3 separate regions of the Mus musculus genome follow, and all the other regions are linked to region 3. Evidence: chromatin loops called from intact Hi-C (ENCODE). Cell type or tissue: heart. All regions are shown on one strand.

Region 1 (5,000 bases), 250 kb before region 3:
CAGGTAGCTGAGCCCAGCCTGAAGAAGCTGCCAGCAGGTTTTTTGTTGTTGTTGTTTGTTGCTTGTTTTTTGTTTTTCGAGACAGGGTTTCTCTGTTTAGCCCTGGCTGTCCTGGAACTCACTTTGTAGACCAGGCTGGCCTCGAACTCAGGGATCTGCCTGCCTCTGCCTCCCAAGTGCTGGGATTAAAGGCGTGTGCCACCACCACTCGGCTTAGAGCAGGGGTTTTTTTGCCCTAAAAAAAATCACACTAGATTACTAGCATAAGATCCATGGCCCCACCCAATAGTGTTATACCAAACTAAGAACAAGAAAAAAGAAGCAAAATAAAATAGTAACTTTCCAAATGTATCCTTATCTACAAATAGCATTTAGTGGCATTGGAACCGATCTACACTAATTTATTTGCTTATACAATCTAAACTTAATAATTTTATTATCCTATTAATTCAACAATTATGTCCTAGTTTGCTTTCAACTACTATGATAAAGACCATGACCAAAAACAACTTAGAGAAAGATCACAGACCATGGAAGAAAGTCAGAGTAGGATGCAAAGCAGGAACCTGGAGGCAGAAACTGAAGCAGAGGCCATGCAGGAATGCTCACTTGCTCTTCTTGACTAAGTGTTTTATACAGTCCAGGGTCCAGGGATGGTCCAGCCTACATCAATCCCTAATAGGCAGAATGCCCTCACAGACCTGCCTACAGGCCAATCTGATGAGTGCATTTTCTCAACTTAAATGTCCTCCTCCCAGATGACCCAGGCTTATGCCAAGTTGACAAAAACTGAACCACTACTAATTTCTACAGAATAAACTATTTAACTGTCTATAGAGAAGAAGATAAATTAACATCACGGACTGAAATTAGAGCACCCTAAGAATGCTTCCCACTAGCATGTATTTACAGATCACCCAGGAATGAGCACTCAAGATTGAGACAGCAATCCTGTAAGGGAGAAAACAATGCTGCCTACATATTAGCATTAACCCTACTATCCCAACTCTCCCCAGCTCAATGCCTAACCACAGCTTACCGGGACCCCAGGTGCTGCCTCTGCTAGTCTGTCTTCTACATAGTATGCTACTCCCACCCAACCGCTGCCAAGGAAGAACTCATCTGAATCCTAGTTCTGAAATATCTGAATTTGAAGAGTAAGAAAGTGTTTAAAGATGTAGGTTACATACATATGTTTATGAGTTACAAGTGAGGACTTAGTTTACATTTCCTCGGGGGAGGGGTGCTGTTTTATCTGGGGAGGTGCTATCTGTACCAAAGCATTCATGTGGAGAGAAGTCAGTCTCTCCTCTGTGGATAATCCTGAGCATGGAAATCAGGCTGTCAAGTGTAGGCCAGGTGCCGTTACCTGCTAAGCCATCTTGCTTATCATTTCTTTTGCTTAAGCATTAAAAAAAAAAAAAAAAAAAAAAAAAAAAAAACCAAAACCCCAAACAATTGACCCCAACTATACTTCACTTCCATATGACACCACAGTTCTCTTTCATATCCCAATGTTCTAGGTCAAATTTCTTTTCTAAATCTGCCAGAAATGCTTTCCTAATTTTTACCAGTTTCCCTTTGTCTGGATGGAGCCAAACCTACCTTGAACGTGGCAAACCCTTGACTTTCACTCTGCGTTTTAGACTGTGCAAACAATTTACAATAATAAAGCTAAAGCAACACTGGGCTTTCTTTGCAAGTTTCATTTTATTGGATAACTGATTTCCTATGGGATTACTGTTGCATTGACTTAAAAAAAAATAAAAATAAGCCAACAAACAACTTTTTCCAAGCTGACAACAAAGAAACTGACCAAGTCAATTGTGAAATTATATCATCTGAATCTTAATCACAGCGAGCACTTTTTCCCCCAGGGACTATGAAAAGTGATTTTGGAAAGTTGTATAAAATCACTGTTTGCCCCACATCAAGGAAAGGGGCTCACAAACTCATTTCTACTTGAAATATTTTCTCCTATTATTAGGGTGTTGTCCCAAAAGATTAACTGTCATGTCTTTTCTAAGTCGTTTAAATGTTCTTTAATGAACAGAACAAACCTGAAAAGTAACATGATTTCTGTCCTGTGTTTAGTCCGTAGGCAACCGCACCCCAATATTCTATAAAATGTTTGAGTCGTGAACAGTGAGTTACAAAACACCAGAGAGCCACACATACATCATGATTACATGGGTGTTTGTTTTAAAGCCCTTCTCTCAAAAAATAGAAACAAAGGTGAGAGGGCTGAACTAGGATTTTCTCAACTTCTCTGATACGACCTTCGTTCTCATTTTTAAAATCTGTCAACTGAAAAGAAGAAGGTTCGCGTGTTTTGGTCACTTTTTGTAAAGACATTTTCCGCAAACTCTTGCAAAAAGTACTGAATACGATAGGAAGACTTTGTTTTCCCAGAACAGCGCTTCTTAGTCATTGAAACTCCAGAATAATTTACCAAGATTTCCTCCGACACCGCCTCCACCTCCCCCCTCCCCAAAAGGACTTGTTAAATTACATGAAACAAACCCAATTCAAGTAACTGGAGAATCAAGTTTCCCAAGATCCTAACTTCTGAAATCGTTGTCCCTGCAACCCTTCTTCCTATCTTCACCTATGCTCTCATCCATAGCACAGGGCCAGTTTTCAAGCCAAGTGAAAAACTTTATTTTAAAAAATAAATAAACACTGCAAGGGACACAGCGGACAATGCGCCTGACTCCGGCCGCCTGCCCAGGAGGGCTCCAACAGGACAAGTCCGGGGAGTTAAGAAAGGTCTCCTCCGTGCCCACCAGGCAGCAGCAGGTCAGATCACCCACCCCGCCAGTGCGCTCAGGGTCTGGAGAAGTTTCCGCGCTCCAGAGCGGGCTCGCTGAGCGCGAGCGACAGGGGAACAAGGGCCACAGCGTGGTCGCGGCTTGTGGTTCCACTCACCTGCCCATTCTCCGAGTCGCGGACCGACCAAGGCCTCGTTGCCCACGCACCACACCTGGAAGGCCCTGAAGAGCGAGTACGAGGCTCGCAGGGCCAGGTAGGCAATGGTGCTCGCGCCCACCCAGTACAGGAAGCCGGCCGCCGGGGGAGCGCACTCCATGGCTCGTGACTAGGCCTCACTACTACGGTGAATGGGGAAGGAAAAAAAAAAAAAGAATGAATGGGACGAGGAGGCGGTGCCGCCGTGACGGCGAAGACGCAGCGAATAGACGTGATTTTTTGAACGCTTTAGGTCTAAGACCCGCCTACATAGTCATATCCATGTGTCTATTGGTGACTTCTCTTTCCTGTAAGCGTACTATGTCTCCTATTGGTTAGCCTTCGTTTCGTAGCCCCGCCCACAATCCCCTTCGGCGCGCTCAGAGCCGCATTTCCGTATTAAGACAGTGGCTCGCTCACAAGCCGCTCAACGTTTGGCTCCGCCCACAAGCTTTACCTCGCACCACCGAAGCGCAGGGATCTCTCATTGGCAGAGGCGGCCCTTACGACTGCGGAAGGCTGCGCGCTGATTGGCCAGTGATACCTAACTGGGTTTAGCTCACATTTCAGGAAGGAATGGAACCGGAAAGGGAAGAATATAGTAGAAGTCCGGGAGGAGCTGGAGTAGTGCTTGTGATTACGTCTTAGTAATAACCGCTTTCGGATTGTTAATTCCTCAGACTTTTCAGATGAAGGTTTACGGTTCCCCTTTGTCTGCAGAGCACGCTTTCGCTCCATTTTTTTGAATGACTGCCTTAGCTCCCACAATGAACTTTATACTTGTTCCCAATAATTCGGAATTCCAGAAAACTCTACTGTGTAGTAGCGTTAACAGTTGTAAGATGAATGAAAAGTATCCTACAAGAACAGAGCTTATGGAGCAATTCTGGGAAACTCAAATTTTTTTATTGGACCTGGTCCAGTAAAAACCAAAATCATTTTATTTTTGTTTTGTGGGAGGATATTAAAGAGATATTTGTGTCCTATACTTTTTACTGTAAGACAATCAAAACAATAAAATCAAAACAGGAACCGATTCACCCCCATCAAGGGACTTCATGCTGGGATAAAAGAAAACCTAAAACGTGGGCAAACACTTCCAGAACACCTTACAGGGGAGGCAATGAGGGGCCAGTGGTGAGCTGGCTGGACCACACTTTGACTTGCTTAGATTTATGTTACTCTGGCCCATTCTTAAACCATAACTGCACATCAGAACCTAAAACATGGCTTTGGTGGAAGGTACTGGGTCTCTTTATAACTTTTCCCAAATCTTTTTTTATTCTTTTCTTTTCCTGCTGTTCTGCACTATTAATTTGACTGTTTTAGCTGACTTAGGAAGGACAGGTGACCGAAACTCACTTGTTGATGCACAAGCTGTGGCCCTGACTCTGAAAACAGGCCTTATGCTTGAGCAGCAAATACTTTACCCACCAAGCAATCTCCCCTGCCCTGAAGGGAAGCTTTAAGGGGACACAAAAATCTGATCTCTGGAAGAGCATGGAAGTACTTCAGCGGACAGGGAGACAGACATAAAGTAAACAAATGGAGTCGCTGTTCAGGCTCTACTTAGAGGTCCAGGGGCTCATTCAATATCTCCACTCAAGCTCAATACATTTATTGTTTGTTTTTGTTTTGAGACAGGATGTCAAATATCCTAAGCTGCCTCTACCTCCCAAGGTTTGAGATTCCAGGTATGTGACACCATTTTTTTTTCTTACTTCAGTGCTGGGGATTGAACCCAGAGCTTTACACATGCTAGTCAAGTAGTGTATCAACTGAGCTACATTCTCCACTCAAGCTTAATAAATTTAAAAATAAAACTCCACACCTGCCCTCATATGCCTCTTCTGGTGGCTGGAACAGCAATGCCACTCACAGGCTCCTATGTTTGAAGACTTGGTCAGCAGTTGATAGAACAGTTAGGGAAGGATTAGGAGGTGTGCCCTTGTTGGAGGAGGTGTGTCATTGGGGGTGGGCTTTGAGGTTTCAAAAGTTCATGCCATTCCAACTTAGCATGCTCTCTCTCTCTT
Region 2 (5,000 bases), 72 kb before region 3:
AAGGTGACTAGTCTTGATGAGTACACAGAAGACACCAAAAGGAAACGTACGTCATCCATCACTAGTCTGTGGCTTTGAGGGTGATTTACACCATCCCACTTACTCTCACCTCCCAGAAGAGTCAGTAATGTTTATAACACGACGTTTCCTAGAAAATTACAGTGTGAACCATACTTGTACAGTACGAGTGTACAAAACCTGGCTACAATTTCATGAGGATTAAGCTGGTGAACTCTTTGAGTATGTGTTTGTGTGTTTGTGTATACGTGGATGCATGTGTGTGTATGTGTTGTATTCAAGTCTGTTTATGTACATACTGGTATGCTTGGGTGCAGAGGTCAGAGAACAACTTCCAGTAGCGTCTTTAGGAGCTGTCATCTGTTTTTTTTCCCCCGTTGGGTGGGAGTTCCTGACAAGGCTGGGCTGGCTGGCCAGCAAGCCACAGGGATTTCTGTCCTTGTCCCAGTGCTGTATTATAAGCACATGTCACTATGCTGGTTTTACAATGTAGGCTTTGGGGTTTGCCTGACTGGGCCTTCTCCTCAGCACTGAGCTGGCAAATTCTTACCCACTCTGTTGCTTCATCATCTTCACTTCTGCAGTCTCCATAGCAAGAGCTCTTGGCTACTCCATCCTGGGGTCCTTTCTTCAGTACACGTATTCCCTGTAGGTCCAGACGTCGCCCCTTCATTTCTAATGTTCCCCCAAAGCCTTCCAGAGGCCAGGCCTGCTGAAACTCATCCACCAAAGCCAGTATCTCTTCGGACATCTTTGTTTCATCTGACTTCTCCACCTCGTCAGAACCATTGCTCTCTTCAACCACTGTGCCTGCAATTCAAGGGGTTGTGTGGTCAACAGTTTCATGGCGTTTACTCAAGTACAGAATGATTCAAACCTTGTTTTTAGGGATATTTTGGATCTGCTTAGAGGCATGACTATAGAGCCCCCTTCATAAAATACCATTTGGCATCTTTAAACCTCAAAACAGAACACTATCTCTGCCATTTAGCCTTTGCCAAAAGCCTGTCAAATAGTAATGGCAGGAGCCAGAAGGCAGGCAGCCATGGATGGTGTCATGAGTGAGGGGGCAGCTGTGGCACATTATTTGAAAGATCACCTGCTCAACATACAAACCATAGATGGCAAGGGTGATGGCATTATGCGATTTATTGCATGTGTAGGTCTTTTACTTTATTCAGCTACCATCAAACAGTTGTGTGTCCAGCACACATGGCTGCTTAGCTGTATGAACTGAACAAAGGTTAGTTGAAAACTACTCTAATGGAAGCTTCCATTTTCAGTGATAGTATAAAAATAGCTATATGCTAGTTTAATTCCTTAAAAATGGATATGAAGGTATTACTTATGTTGTTTAAGTATTACGATCTCCTATTGTGGATCTTAGTGGGATGTGCTAGGAAAATTTTCCTCTCACATTTTCCCATGAAGTTTATAACCTTCAAGTTCCACCCCATGCTTAGACCATGAAGAGACTCAGAAACGATTATTTTAGGTTTCTTAACATAATTCTTTCCGTTTTCTAAATTGTTTGCTACTTAATCTTTGCTATTTACTTTGAATTAATTGCTGTGCTTTATGTCATTTGCTTCATAAATGCCACATCTTATTCCTTTTAGAGATGAGTAGGGAAAAAAAAAAGAAAAAAAGAAAAAAAAGAAAGAAAAGAAAGGAAAAGGAAAAGAAAAAAAGAAATGAGTAGGGCACAAAAACTAAGAGCAAACTGCTTCCTTTTATCCACACACCCACTGGTAAGCCCGGGAGCACTGGCTTGGTGCCTATGGCACGTCATTATTCCTTCAGGTGGCAACTCCAGGGTGGTCAGAGATTTAGAAACATGTTAATAAGGCCAGTGTCAGGATCTCACGTGGCCAGTGACACACGTAGGCTGACAAAGATCTAATTTCAAGTCTCTGTCTTGCTATGCTGTTCCTAACGTCCGGTACGGGGCCAAGCGTACGGCAGACCCCAGTAGCTGTGGCGCAGAGCAGTCAAGGCTCTCAAGAATCTGCTGGGCCTGGCTTAGCCTGTCCTGCAGGCAACTGAGGACTTAACTCTGTCGTTTACCTTGCCAGTTGGGCACATAACCAAAGTCCAGAGCTCACCCAGCTGAATGGCAAACGACATAAAATTAGGTGCCACACCAGCCAGGAAAACAGCTAGAGAGTTGGCACTGGGAACTCCCAGAGCAGCATAAACGCAAGAGCTGCCTGGCATCTGACTGAGCTGTCAGAGTTGGCTCTCACTGCTCCTCATCTGATTTTTGGGTTCTTTTTCTTTTTCTTCCTATGGCTCACAAAGGATTTCCCCACCCAGTCTGAGACAGGAAAGAGTCTTTGATAAGTTTCATTCAGCAAAACACAGGGCTTACAGAATGTGGCTTTTGGCCAAAGGGAGACCGCAGAGTACTTTCTCAAGATATTTCAGTCTCTCCAGATTGCACATGGGAGGCAGAGCTGGTTTTCTGTAAACTTGACACAAGCTAGGGTTATCTGGGAAGAGGAACCCTGGATTAAGAAAATGCCTCTATCAGATTAGCCTGTAGGCCAGCGTGTAGAGCTATTGTCTTGATTAACAATTGTGGGAGGCTCCTGCTAGCTCAGTGTGGACAGTGCCTCCCTGAGAAGGCAGCCTGAGCAAGCCATGGAGAGCAAGCCAGTAAGCAGAGCTTCTCCATGGCCTCTGCTTCAGTTCCTGCTTCCCAGTTTCTTCCTTGTCTTCCCTGCAGGACAGACTCTGAGCTGCTATGTGACAAAAGCCCTCTCTCCCTCGGTTGCTTTTGGTCATGAGTTAATGACAGCAACGAGAACCTTAACCTGAACACAGGCTGTGTCTAGAACTCTTAGTTTCTTTCTTTCAGCACTGGCTATTATGTGAAAGCATCCACACTGTCGACCTGCAAAATGTCCAAGAAAACAGTTTTCAAGGTTATTGCTTAGTACTACTCCCGTCACGTGTATATGGACACACTTAGTATTATACAAGTGCATAACTTAAACTTATCAGAGAGGGAGGGAGGGAGGGACAGGTAGAGGGAGAGGGAGAGGGAGGCATGGAACTGTTTCAGGCTTCTGCTGCTGCTAGCTTCCAGTGAACTATTCTATAGGGTGTTTGAGCCATGGTGACAGGCATTCTTAGGGAACAACACTAAACACACACACTTCATATCTACTCCTTAGATGGTGGTTCACACACGGGCTGTGTTGTGACCGAGGGAAGCTGGGGTTTGCTTATTTAGCTTTTCCTATGTCATTTGTGCCATAACTATTTTGATGGGAGCAAAAAGCACATGAATGCTTCTGACCCTGGCAAATTAAATGTAACCAACCAACAGTGAACTCGAAACCACAAAGCTACATACATTTGGGACAATTAAAAAATTTTATAATAAAGATGATCTGAATGCAATCACACAATGCTTCCCAGAGAAAGATAGAGTATTGCAGTAGGATTTAGACAGAAGCAGCCTGGGGAAAACTTTCTAAAAGCACACGTGCATTAGCTCAGGTACTTATGGACCAAAGTAGATATGTATGCGGGAACATGGAAGGCATGTGCTAAGGTGTGACTAATTGCAACTTACTTAGAACAAAGCATGTGGCTAGGCAATCAGCAGGTATAATTCAGAGGTGACATTAAGGCTCTCTGGTGGGGTTCCTACAAAAGGGATCTCTTGCAGAATAACAATGAAGTGTGGGAAAGCCAAGAGGATGAGGATAGCCCAGGCCTAGGAGTCAGTCAGCTGGTGACGGCACGGGTGGAGAGGGAGAAGAAAGGACAGAACTTGGGAGTAGAAAGGCATTTCAGGGAACAAAGGAAGCCGACTTTGGGAATGCAAAGAGATCTTTGGAGGAAATAATTGAGCAGGTTTAAATATGACTTCAGGATTTTAAAGCCTTGTATGGAATAGTCAGGCTCTCTATGAGGTGGCAGTCAGTTCTCAGCCTGAGTATAAGAACAGAACGCTGTTCCCAGAACGTGCAGTGAGGAGACGGTGGCACGACAGAGTGGGGACTTAATGCATTTGTCAGATAACTCACTAACATGAGTTGCTGGCACTTAGTAGTGTGCTGAGGGCTGGACTGTCATAACCCAGGGGGCTTAAAGACTAGAGTAGAATGGAAGGAAGAACTGATCTGCTGACATTGCTCCATGCAGAGCAGCGTCCTGTACATACGTCCTCTATTGGAAATACAGTCTTCCGTATGCTGACATGTCTGGATTGTGGAGGAATCTCCGATTTTGAATAGCGCTGGAAGCAAGCAGTAGGAGTAGACTCTAGGCTTGTAGCCCATGGGGCAGATGGTGTGATATAAACTGAAACAGAGACTGACATGCACGCACGCCTCCACGTTTCCTTCATCTTCTTTACCAGGCACCGTTTTCACTTGGGAAATGGAGGATAAATATTGTGACTCTGAAGAGAATGTAAGTATCCACAGTGAGGGTCACATGGGTTCACAGAGTATCTGCCATGTTAGATATTCTGACAGGAATGACAGAGAGTAGAGACTATAGACTATGTGGCCCAAATTTCAATGGAGGCAGCTCAGCACAATTTCTCAATGTTTCAAAAACACATAGACTTTCGAGTTTAATTCTGGGGACCTTAGTTTAAGGAATTCTAAGCTGATTATGCTAGTAGCCAGAGACCTAGTGAAAGTCCCCAATGCACATTAAATGAGGGACTATGGAACTGAGGGGGTGACACATGGTAAGAGTGGCTGCGGTCATACTGCTCAGAAACAATCAGGTGAACAAATACTTTGCTAGGAAGACTAAAACATCTCAGTGGGACTACTCAAAGGGTGGCAATGAGACTAGAAGCCACAGCATTTTGAAGGAATTGAGTATACTGAGTTGACCTGGAAGAGTGGAGTGGGCAGGAATAACCACCGCCAAGCCAGGGCAGCAGGGCAGTAACAGGAAATAGGATTAGTAGCCTCATGAGGGGAAGCTTGTATTCTAGTTCAGCGTTAGAA
Region 3 (5,000 bases):
TAACACCCTTCCCCCGCCAGTTGTTACACATTGGCATCAACTTTATTTGTTATAGAGTAAAAGTTCATGGCTGCCAGAACCCAGTGCTGCAACTGTTAACGTGCAATGAAGAACTGGAAAAAGTCAATGGGAAGGGCTGTTATAAAAAAGGGTGTGCTTTCTTATCTTTAAGTCTAATTACTTACTGAAGAGAGAACTTGGCAGAGATTCAGAAGATCTGGCAAGGTACTAATACCCATATATTCCCCTCTAAGATGTAGATCCAATATGTAAAAGAAGGCATTTTTTTTTTTTAAAGAACAAAAACAAATCCGATCTTACCTTCCCACTGTAATATTCAACATATAAATGATCCATTTCCGTTAATTAACCTTCACTTTTCAGATGGATTTCTTTTCCGGCTGAGTGGCAGGCCACCAAAATGGGAAGGAGAAGTCAATGTCATCGAGTATAAATAGCTGTGGCCAGAAACAATATAGCGAAGGAGCCAATGGGAGAAGGGCTCCCCAAATTGCAGCATAAGTGACTGAATTCAATGCCTCCCTTCACGCGGACCTCAGCAAACCACCAACAGCAATCAAAAGATGAAAACAGGGATGGTGCAGGATTTCCAATCTTACGTTGGAAAGGCAGCCTTACTGTATTTTTCTAGGGGTTCTGACATTTTTAAACTCTCAGTTGGAGGCTAATGAAAATTAACTTGGATCTTGAACTTAATATCCATGAAAAAGAAATCCTTTAAATCGGGAGTTTGATATAAATACACTCGAGGAAAGAGTACACTGGAAACACAAAGTGTGGGCATTTTAAAAATTTTGTTTAGGTTTGCTGCATTGTGAAATGTCTCATCTTAAATATAAACCATGCGATGTGTTTCTACAGTTAATCAAAAGGATCAGTTTCTCTCTCTCGCCTTTGGTTAAAACATGAGTCAGTATGCTTAAATTGCAAGGGGTACACACTTCACTTTTTAAATGGCTCCTGGACATTTCCTGATTGTTGTCAAGCGCTGGAAGTCATTAAGTTTACAAGATTCTGTGGTGAAGCACGCGCGCGAGCACGCGCGCACACACACACACACACACACACACACACACACACGCACACACACACACACACACACACGCAGTCCTTAAAGCATCAGCAGTATGAAAGCAAATGCAGATGCAGGCATCAGAAAGTTATATAAGAAAAGCGGTCACTCCTCTGAGAAATCAGTTCAAGCATAGGTAATCTAGTAAACTGCAAATGCTGAGTGCCGGGCTGGGTCAAAGGAACTAGGAAGCAATGTAAAATACACCGGGAAATGAGGGCACTTAAGAACTGAATGATGCGGGCACCGCCACCAGAGGCATGCATCTTCTGGCATTCCTTCAGAAGGAGCAAGAATGGGTTGTCTTTAAAGAGCCCCTAATGACCTGGCTAACGGCACAGCCTCAAACCACCACATCGCGAAACAAATCCCATCAGTGGGAGACAAGGCTGGAGGAGGCGCATTAAAAGATCCATCCATTCACTAATGCCACCCTGGCTGTCACCGGCCTGGGACGCGCACACTCCCCGGCACTGCCACCTGCTTTCTACTTCCTCGGGGAGAGGTGGTGGCGCGCGGGTCCTGGTCCAGCGGCTCCAAAGGCAGAACTAATGATGAATCCGTGACTCCTAACCCGGGAGCTCAAGTCTCAGCTCCCCGGGGTCGGTTCCGGGACGGCGCGCGGCCCCAAGGTGGAAGGCTGAGAAGTTCCCCACGGCGGAGCCGGGGCGAGGGGACCAGAGGGGAGGGGGCGGCGCCAGGTCGGAGCGCAGGAAGCCTCGGCCCGTGGGCCGGGACCGTGGGAAGCCAAGCTGGGGGCGGGGCCGCGCGGAGCCACCCAGGGGCCCGGCTCCGGGATTCCCCCTGATCGGGCGCGGGCAGAGAGGGGGCACCCTGGCCGCTACCTGCTGTTGGATCTTCCCGTCCTCCGTGACGACCCAGTGCGTAGTGGCCAAGGCCCCTCGAGCCACCACGCTCAGCAAAGCGGAAAGGCTGAGAAGCCAACCCGGGCCGGAGCGAGGTAGCAGCTCGAACCGGCCGCGGACCCCTATTGCCGCCGCCATCTTGCCCCCCCGGCCGGGCTGCTCACACCGGAAGCGGAAGCGACTCCTTGCGGTCCGCCATCTTGGGGAGGTCGCCTCTGGAACTGGAGGAGGAGCCCGCGGAGTGCCTCGGAGACGATACCGGTCCCTTTACTCTCGGTCGGGGAAGCCGGTCCTGCCACACCTCAGGGCTGGAAACGGCTTTCTAGTTATCGTTTTTCTGGAGGCTATAAGATCCCCAAGCGTGGGAATCGGAGGGGAGATAATAAAACTAGGTGGAGCTTGAGCAGAAGTGAGAAGACGGTGAAGGTCTTTTTAAAAAGTAAGTATTGTTTCTGGTAGGGCAATAAAAGTTATACTTTTCAACTATCTGAGAGAGGCTTTTTTTTTTTTTTTTAATAAGTCTCGTAATGGAGTGTTAAGCGGCGCAGTCGTACTGTGTAATGCATGTCACACATCGAATTAAAAAAATAGCTCGTTATCAAATACAAAATATCAGCTCATTACAAGTTATGTATATGTGATCGGCATACTTTTTCTTCCGAAATTTAGAAAGCGATGTGTCCTTACAGACCACTTACATCCAGTGTGGCCAGATTTTTGGGTCTTACAGCAGCAGCACCACGTGTCTTGTGGACTTTGGTGGGCAGCTCTAGTCTAAGTTAAAGACCTAGGTGTAGAACCCAGATAGTGGCATCTCCGGGGAGGGGACTGTATTAAATATGTAAGCACTGCGGCTTCCCTTCCCCGAGGGTAGACTCAGCCATTATGAGTATGTTTTAAAGAAGTCTCAGGTGATTGATTTGCATATTGAAACTTAAGAGGCGCACTACCAACAGGTACAGTAGCTGTTAACCAGCTTAGGTTCCAGGCTCTGCCAATGTATGTTATTATAGGTATTTCAGGTCGGCCTACTAGTATGGTGGGCGTATCATCTTGTAACAAAGCTGTTATGCTTTTTTTTTTTTCTGTTGAGAAAAAAAAAAATTGTGCCCTGCCACCTACATAGATGTGTTGCAGGAAACAAATGTCTGCCTCATGTTATGGGAACAGAGACTGTGCTATGGCATTGTAATTCTTCTGAGAGCAGTTTGGTTTTGTTGATTTTGTTTGTTTTGTTTTTGAAATGAAGTCCCATTTGCAGCCTGAATTGCCTGGAATTTATTTAGCCCAGGCAGGCCTTTAAGTCCACCTGTGTCAACCACCTGATGCTGGATACAGGCATGAACCATCAGGCCCAGCTCACTAGGCAGCTTTTCTTAAAAGTACCCGTGTAATGAACATTCGTTTTATTAAAAAGGTATATCTTGGGGCTGGAGAGATGGCTTGGGGCTACAAAGATGGCTCAGGGCTGAAGAGCACTTCCTGCTCTTCCCTGGAAGCAGTGTTAGGCCACAACCACCTGTAGAACTCCAGCTCTAGGGGATCCTCCTTTATACATGTGGCATACAGTTCTCATACACAAACATATACACCCACGTACGTATGTGTACACACACATACACACACATATGTATATATTTGCCTGTAGAGACTGGGTGTAAAGGTCAGCTCAGGACCTTTGGGAAGGTTATGAAACACTTGCCCCTCCAGAAGGGAGAGGTTAATTAACATTTCTCAGACCACAGGGTGGAACCGACAGGATGGACTGTTGCCCACCTTCAGACAAGGGAAGTCCTTGTTACCTCATTCCCTAAAGACCAACCAGTTTAAAGGGTGCACTGTTTCGCCAATCATATTGTGCCTAGTTGCTGATGCTCTATTCTGCCTCCTGGAAACCTTATAAAAACTCACTGAACGGGTGCTGCTCCGCCTCTCCTTCGGGTCTGGGACGACCCCAGTGCACTGGAACAATAAATTCCTCTTGCTTTTTGCATTGATCCTGGCTCCACATGGTTTGCTCAGGGGATCCCCAGTAAGCTAAGTTCCTTGGACTCTTACATGGGCACAGAAATATGACCATTAAGAAGTAAGCTATGATGTTGACAAGTTAATTAAAATACAGATGAGAATGTAATAATAATGTGTAGAGAGAGCTACAACCAGGTGAAAAAGGCTTGGCACAAAGGAAAGTGTGGTTGGTAAAGGTGATGCTGGTGTCAAGTTGTAAGGGACTCTTATGTGTCGTATTGAGTTTAAATATAGACAGTAAGGACTGTAACCTGAGTTTTAAAGTAGAAACAAGTGATGGAATCCCTTTTTCTCAGCATCTTTTTAGGTGTAGCCATCTATTATTGTATACTATCTGTTTTTTTCTTTACAATGCTAAGGACTGAGCCTAGGGCCTTGCATATGGTAGTCAACCATATTACTAATGAGCTATGTATCTCTAGCCCATTATTTAATAATTGTTTATTATACCTAGCTGATTCCTGAACCCCAGAATGAATGGTTGTATAGAATCTCTAGTACATATTTCAGCTATCAGGAACATTTTTTGGGCATTTAAGTATTGGAAAGGAGTTGGATATCAACGTCTACAAACTCAATAGATTATCCACTTGTTTTTCCTAGTTCATAATTATTGTCCTTTGAGATGAGGTTTTGTTTCAAACCTTGAGAGCTCTCCATGTTTTTCTGTTGTGTAACTAATTGCTATAAACTTACTAGCTTTAAACCATTATTTCAGTTTCTATGGAACACAAATCTGGTTTGGCATAGTTGGTATCTTGCTGGATGTTGACTGGCTATTAATGCAAAACACCCACTTCATCCTACCATGTAGCCCTCTTAACATGAGAAGTACTTTTAAGGCTACCAAGAGAATGTCTCCATTGCTTAAAACTCTGACTTACTTCATTTCTAGGCTAGATTTAAAGAATTTCTATGCTAAGATTATCCAAGTGAACAATTTCCCTTAGGACTAGCATCAAATAAGCTTATATATGACTAATTACATTAGCAAAAATAACTTTGGTCAAATA

Evidence for each region. Hi-C counts contacts between places; a loop is a spot of excess contacts. Peaks named below come from ENCODE experiments on the same cell type or tissue, not always from the same donor. Only the 100,000 strongest peaks of a DNase experiment are listed, where the experiment ranks them.
Region 1: it touches region 3 in a loop (1.9-fold over the local background); 3 of 42 quality-filtered maps call a loop at or near these places.
Region 2: a loop joins it to region 3, with 2.3 times the contacts of the local background. A loop is called at or near these places in 2 of 42 quality-filtered maps.

What each region holds. Positions count from the first base shown.
Region 1 is chr2:94,154,782-94,159,781 of GRCm38, forward strand. Hsd17b12 (hydroxysteroid (17-beta) dehydrogenase 12) reads right to left here and starts at 3,128. Exons shown (of 11, transcript NM_019657.4): 1 at 2,929-3,128. The coding sequence starts at 3,088. It overlaps Gm39885 (a long non-coding RNA gene), which reads left to right and starts at 3,383. Exons shown (of 3, transcript XR_866573.3): 1 at 3,383-4,661. In heart, a CTCF peak has its summit at 3,124; a DNase peak (open chromatin) is centred at 3,400; H3K4me3 peaks cover 2,495 bases; H3K27ac peaks cover 1,907 bases.
Region 2 is chr2:94,332,225-94,337,224 of GRCm38, forward strand. It overlaps Ttc17 (tetratricopeptide repeat domain 17), which reads right to left. Exons shown (of 25, transcript NM_183106.2): 18 at 569-828. Among named protein-coding and RNA genes, the nearest start is that of Mir670hg, 70 kb to the left of the region's middle. In heart, no CTCF peak of the experiment used is centred here; DNase peaks (open chromatin) are centred at 2,317 and 2,497; H3K27ac peaks cover 437 bases.
Region 3 is chr2:94,404,569-94,409,568 of GRCm38, forward strand. It overlaps Ttc17 (tetratricopeptide repeat domain 17), which reads right to left and starts at 2,121. Exons shown (of 25, transcript NM_183106.2): 1 at 1,939-2,121. The coding sequence starts at 2,097. 2810002D19Rik (RIKEN cDNA 2810002D19 gene) reads left to right here and starts at 2,139. Exons shown (of 2, transcript NR_027831.1): 1 at 2,139-2,398. In heart, no CTCF peak of the experiment used is centred here; a DNase peak (open chromatin) is centred at 2,133; H3K4me3 peaks cover 2,912 bases; H3K27ac peaks cover 1,890 bases.